2 separate regions of the Homo sapiens genome follow, and region 2 is linked to region 1. Evidence: chromatin loops called from intact Hi-C (ENCODE). Cell type or tissue: K562. All regions are shown on one strand. Links, peaks and the distances in the headings refer to the core of each region. The heading gives the core; the rest is flanking DNA. Region 1 overlaps SNX10 (sorting nexin 10). Region 2 has its middle 62 kb from the start of LINC03007.

Evidence for each region. Peaks named below come from ENCODE experiments on the same cell type or tissue, not always from the same donor. Only the 100,000 strongest peaks of a DNase experiment are listed, where the experiment ranks them.
Region 2: a loop joins it to region 1, with 3 times the contacts of the local background. A loop is called at or near these places in 8 of 110 quality-filtered maps.

The regions. Positions count from the first base shown.
Region 1 is chr7:26,363,975-26,366,885 of GRCh38, forward strand. It overlaps SNX10 (sorting nexin 10), which reads left to right. Exons shown (of 7, transcript NM_013322.3): 4 at 561-661; 5 at 1,073-1,171. Among named protein-coding and RNA genes, the nearest start is that of LINC02981, 33 kb to the right of the region's middle. In K562, for the core only: a CTCF peak has its summit at 1,327 (motif pointing left); a DNase peak (open chromatin) is centred at 1,307.
Region 2 is chr7:25,850,633-25,853,543 of GRCh38, forward strand. No RefSeq gene overlaps it. Among named protein-coding and RNA genes, the nearest start is that of LINC03007, 62 kb to the left of the region's middle. RefSeq lists a silencer at 1,167-1,216. In K562, for the core only: a CTCF peak has its summit at 1,159 (motif pointing left); a DNase peak (open chromatin) is centred at 1,179; H3K4me3 peaks cover 673 bases.

The sequences.
Region 1 (2,911 bases), core at 256-2,755:
CATTCTCTGGCTCGGACGGACACGCTCCCTCTCACATACAGTAGAGAAGGGAATGCTGTTCTCTAGGATTTCTGGTGATTTGTATGATCTGCAGGGTGGCCATGTCAAGGAGATGAAGATTTCTGCAATGTCTCATAAAGGGTCATGAGGAGGTGTCTCTAAGCCCCAAAGTTTCCTCCAGCTTACGTGGATGGTGGTAAAATGCAACGGATGAACCTGAGCTCCTACCTGTCATTTATATGTTAGGATTTATTTTTTATGATTTATTCTTGAAAGCAGTGCTCATAGGTGAGTAGGAGGCTCCTTCAGGATGCAGGGAGTGGCCAGGTCATACCTCACCCTGGGGCAACACTGCTTATTTCCATCATCCTGGCTGTCTTCAGGGCTGTTATGTTCCTGGGTTATGTGCAAGATTTCAGAGTACTGGCATAAATATAAATATATGTTTGGTGGTTTAAATCCTATTTAGAGTGAATGTTGAGATCATATTGTGAATTATAGATACAAGAAATGCATTTTTTTCCTCAGGTAAGACTCATTTTTCTACTTTCTCTGTACAGACTAATAGCATGTGTTTTACAATGAAAACATCCTGTGTACGAAGAAGATATAGAGAATTCGTGTGGCTGAGGCAGAGACTCCAAAGTAATGCGTTGCTGGTGTAAGTGATTTAGAGTATACTGTGGAGACTTTGTCATTATATTCAGTATTTAAAATTGACGTTCATTAAGATATATAAGATATGAAGGATTTTTATAGGCTTTTGCCTTGATTACAATATGTAGCTTTAGTTTCTTAGCTACTGCATCTGAATTTAAAATTTATCACTTAAATTTCACCAACTTTGATGGGTATAGGCCATGAAAGGCCTCAGAAATGTTTAAAGATGGGTTTTTCTTTAAGCTGACTTCCTGATACCCTTATTATATAACTATATAATGTATAATCATAATTATAGAATAACTGTGTGATAATAATCATCATACATAATTTGCCTTCACTTTGAGGGATTTCTGTAACAGAAGCACCTTGAGTTAATCATTTAAAAACATTGTTTTTTCTTTCTCCTAAGACAACTGCCAGAACTTCCATCTAAAAACCTGTTTTTCAACATGAACAATCGCCAGCACGTGGATCAGCGTCGCCAGGGTCTGGAAGATTTCCTCAGAAAGTGAGTGTCCAGAAACTTTTGTGGCCAGACAAGGGGTGTGAGCAAGTGCTTTACAAGAGCTGCATGGTGGTGTGGGGAAGAGTGTTCCTGTTTCTGAAATGCAAATAATCTGCACTAGAGCAAAACCCAGTGGCCCATTTCCTATATTAGAGCACCATCTTGTGGCTCACATCATCTCGTACATATTTGGGACCAAGTCTTCTAGAAAGAAAACAATGAACAAATTGAATTAAATATCTGGTCCTTTAAGCTGTCAAGCAGATCTAAATTACCTGGGCGTTTAGCTGACAAAAGTAAAAATTTGCCAGGAAACAAATATGCCTAATCATCAAAAGGCACTTCTTAAAAACTGTCTTTCTTTACAATGCTTAGAATTTACAGACCAAAATCAGCTCAGTAACGGGCTGCTAATATCCTTCTGGGTTCCTCTAATAGTTTAACGCTGATCTTTGAAGGGAATGTTTATAAAGGAGTATTTGGTGGCGTGTGAACAGTCTCAGTGAGTTATTAACTCTGGATTACTCTGTGATGGTGGGTATTGCCGTTAAAGCTGCCTGAGTTCACACTACCAGTGATTTCCCTCCCCCAATCCACTCTCTGGAATGCTGGAATACCCAGAATGCTAGAGGCCATATAGCACGCTGATTTACACCTAGACTCCGAGGCCAGGCTACCTGAGTTCAGATCCTCGCTCTGCCACTTACTAGCTGGGGGCTTGGGCAGATCATTTACCTCCTCTGCCTGTGTCTTCCCATCTATAAAATGGGGTAATCATAGTACCTACCTCATAGGGTTGTTGAGAAGATTAGACAAGTTAGTGACTGTAAAGCACTCATGACAGTGTCTGGCATGCAGTGTGTGCTATCTTCATGTTGGCTGTTATTATCTTAATGCACTTAGACATGAGACAGCTTTTGCTTTCCTAATTTCCAATTTTGTAGATAAGGAAATAGGCTGAGTCATATGACTACTAGTTACTGACAGGACCCAGTCTCCTGAACTGTTTCTTTTTCTAGTAGTTTCAGGATCTGAAGTCATCTCCTTTGGGGTTCACTAAATAGGACCTTAGAGCTAGCCTGAAATAAATATACTGCCTCCTCCCCATTTGGCTCTCTCATAAAGGGTTTGGATATTAAGTATGCACATTAATATTAATATTTATTTCTATTAGATTGACTTAGTGCCTTTTCTTTGAAGGTGTCCTAGAGGCATACAGAAAGATCCAAGATTATAAATTGAGGGAGAGTGGGCCAATGAAGAGAAGCCAGAGGAATAAACATGGCAAGAGACCAGAAGAACTGATTAGCAGAGCCAAGTCCTCCGAAAACATTTCATTGTATTTTTGGGGGGTATCACAGGCATGGCAGGACAGAGACCTGGCCAAGTTTTTCCTGCCCTTTCCCCTAGAGGAGGCCTCTGATTTTAATTGTTGTCTCTATGAGGCCCAGGTGGCTGATGGCCTCTCCCTTGAGATGTGGTCCCTGCCACACAATTCTACAGAATTGCCTGTCACTCTAGTGTAGGACATGTTGTCCTCGGGGAGCTGTGGCATCTTGTCTTCTGTAGGGAAGTCTTATTTCAGGTCAGAAGGCAGCACGTACCTCTGAATTATATTGCTGGTTAAGTGCAGGGTATGTGTTTTTGACCAGGAATTACTTCGTTGTTTTGAACACAACCTTTCTATCCACAGTTGATCTACCCAAATGAATGACCCTGTGAGTGTCATTCAGCCATAGTGGG
Region 2 (2,911 bases), core at 214-2,713, 510 kb before region 1:
CTGGCAGCACACAAGGAAGAATCGAATGTGAAAGAGAATTTGGTTAATTTTAAAATGTTATCCAAGTAATTACAGTCATTATACTTTCCTGCGGCGCAGCAAAGAAGTAAAAATATCAAGCTCTCCCGCAAATTTTCCAATATATACATACTGTTAAAACATACACATGTGCACACAAACACGTACAGTGAAACCAGATTTTGGAGTTTATCGCTTGCCAAGGTTCACCCCAGAGCAAATATTTACTGCGGAGTTACAAAATTTTCCTGAAGGAGAACCAAAATGGAAGCGTTTACATATGCTGCAAGTACTTTGTGTGCGCAGGGGCCACAAGAAAGATATAGTTTAATAAAAACATTTATGGATTTTGAAAGCAAACACAATCCAAGAGTCTTGCACATGTGGGAAAAGATGATATTCCAGCCTAACACGTTCTCTCTTGAAGATCTTTTGGCTGTTTGCAGTGAGCAAACCCCAGTTTCCTCTGGGGCCCCGCTAATCTATATTGTAAACCATTCTCAGGAAACAAATGAAAGAACCATCCGACACTGCCCTCGGAGACAGCGGCAGGGATGCGGCTCTGCTCTACAGGCAGACAGAAACTTCCCAGGATGGGCGAAGGTGGCTGCTGCATGAAGAACTGGGGTTCTCTAACCTAAACCTTCGCCACCTCCTCTTCCTATCAGGAGAATCTCTCTTAACTGATTTCCTCTGCATTCTCTCACCTCCCGGGCTACCTCCCACTTCACCATCGCAAAACGAACCCGATATTTGCAAAACTTAGGAAAAGACACACCGGCGTGCGGCCCACTGTTTCCATGCCTTTTGCCCCATGGCCTGAGAACCCACTGTATGCATGGCCTTAGAACCAAAGTTTTGCACTTCAAGTGAGCTTTGTTCACGTTCGCCCCATTTTGTTCTGCCATTAGGTCTTGCGGGTGCGCTAGCCTGCTCTTCATTAGTGCTTTTGTGCCTCATTCTTTATGAACCCCGGGCTGCATCCATCTACCTTAGCGCTAATGATCAAACGGGGGATCTTGAAATCACTCTGCGCAATTTACAAATCACACAAACTGGAAAAAGGAATTCACGCCAAATTGGACAAACTTTTGGAAAGGCCTTGTGGAGCCTTGCTCCTCTATCCTTGGGCTCTATTGCCCCCTGGTGGTTTCTCCGAGACAAACGCGGCCAGGGCTCAGCTCCGAGGCTCAGGTGTCCTGCCCTGCGGGCTGGAGCTGCTCTCTGGGACGCAGTGGGGCTGACTCGCGGGTGGGGAGGGAAGGAACCGGCAGTACGAAAATAAACGTGGAAGAAAAGGGAACTTGGGGACATTTGTCCGGCAAAAAGGGTTCAGGCTTCTCCACCTAAAACAAAAGAACATTAGAGCTGTACAAAAAAATGCGGAGATCCTAAAACAGCCCCCTCTTTCTACAGACGAGAAACTGAGGCACAGAGAGATGATGTGATTTGCCCAGTCACATCATCTGGTTGTTTATGGCTAATCTCACCAACCCTGGTCATGCTGCTTTTGGGGGATGACAGGGTTCGGGGCTCCAGGCGGCCGGGAAAGTGTGATGAGTTGGCCTTATTCTGTTGAAGACGCAAAGGAGTGATCAAATAAGGAAACCAGCAGCCTGGGAGATTTGTGTTCCAGGCCCCAGTGAACCCGTTACAGGGTGGGACTGGGTGGAGCAGCCTTCAGGCCGCCCCGGCCCCTCGTGGGAATGCGCCGCGCCCCCCGGACTCTGGAGCGGCCCGACCCTGCTTCCCAGGCCCCGGGCAGGCGGGCGGGCGAGACACAAAGCAGGCCCCGCGGGCGGTGCTCCGGGTTTCGCGAGGGCGGCGGTGCGCTTGATTGATGGATTCACGGCGTTTAACCCCCGCCGCCTCGCCGGAGGCGGCCGATCCAGCTGCGGCCGAGGGCCTAGGGTGGCCATGGGCCCGGCCCCCGCGTCCTCCGCGCCCCCGCCCCGGCTCGGGAGGGCTGCCCCCCGGGAGTGGAGAAAGGCTGATTTACAGCCGGCCGGCCGCACTCTTGCAAAATCACTGCGGCCGGGGAAACCCACTCCCAGGACTCAGCCCGGAAGAGGCCCTGAAGGGGAGCGGAGACTGGGCGCTGGGGTGGGGGCGGGGGCGCCGAGCCTCAACTTCCCGCGTCTGCTGGAAGCTTGCTCTGAGCGCCGGCTGCGGCGTTTTCCCGCCTTCTGCCCACGTTTTCGCCCGGGAGTGGGTTTCAGGAGAGCTGGGGACAGCGGCATCCCTCGCCCTGGGACCGTTGCCCCTGCGCCCGCCGCCCTGTGCCTGGGCCTTTGCACCCGGAGCGCCCCGCGCCCCAGCGCAGTCGTCCCCACGCGCCGGGATCGCCAAATTCCCACCTGGGGCCCGCCTTTACTGGGGGGCTGCAAAAGAGACTTAGAAGCAGAGATTCGGGAGGGGAGCTGATAGCTCCCGAGTCCTAAGCCACGCCTGGACAGCCCACAGGTCCCATCTCCATTTGTTTAAACACTTTTTGCCCCGTTTTCTGCAGGGCAGAAGACAAATATTAAGAGAGCAAGATTGTGCTTAGAAACTTAAGGTTCTCTTTTAAAAGACTCGTTCCTTCAGGTCTTCCTTCTTACCACCTAAGGGAAAAAAGTACCCCCTAAAATTCTTGCTTTACTTTTAGCAATTCTTACTTCAGTTTTACTATTGATACCCTCCGATCTTTTTCAAGAGGAAAAAAAAGCCAGATAGTGAAATAAAATAAGAAACGTATGGTTTCAACTTGAACTAACGAATCAGAAGTGTTGATTCTAAACTAAAAAGTGTTACTACTTTTTTTGCTTATATGTGCCTGGGTAGGATGAGTTTTCCTACAGCCTGCGAAGTTGGTCACTAGAAACAGGGGCTGGTGAAAATGTGCAGATTCTTG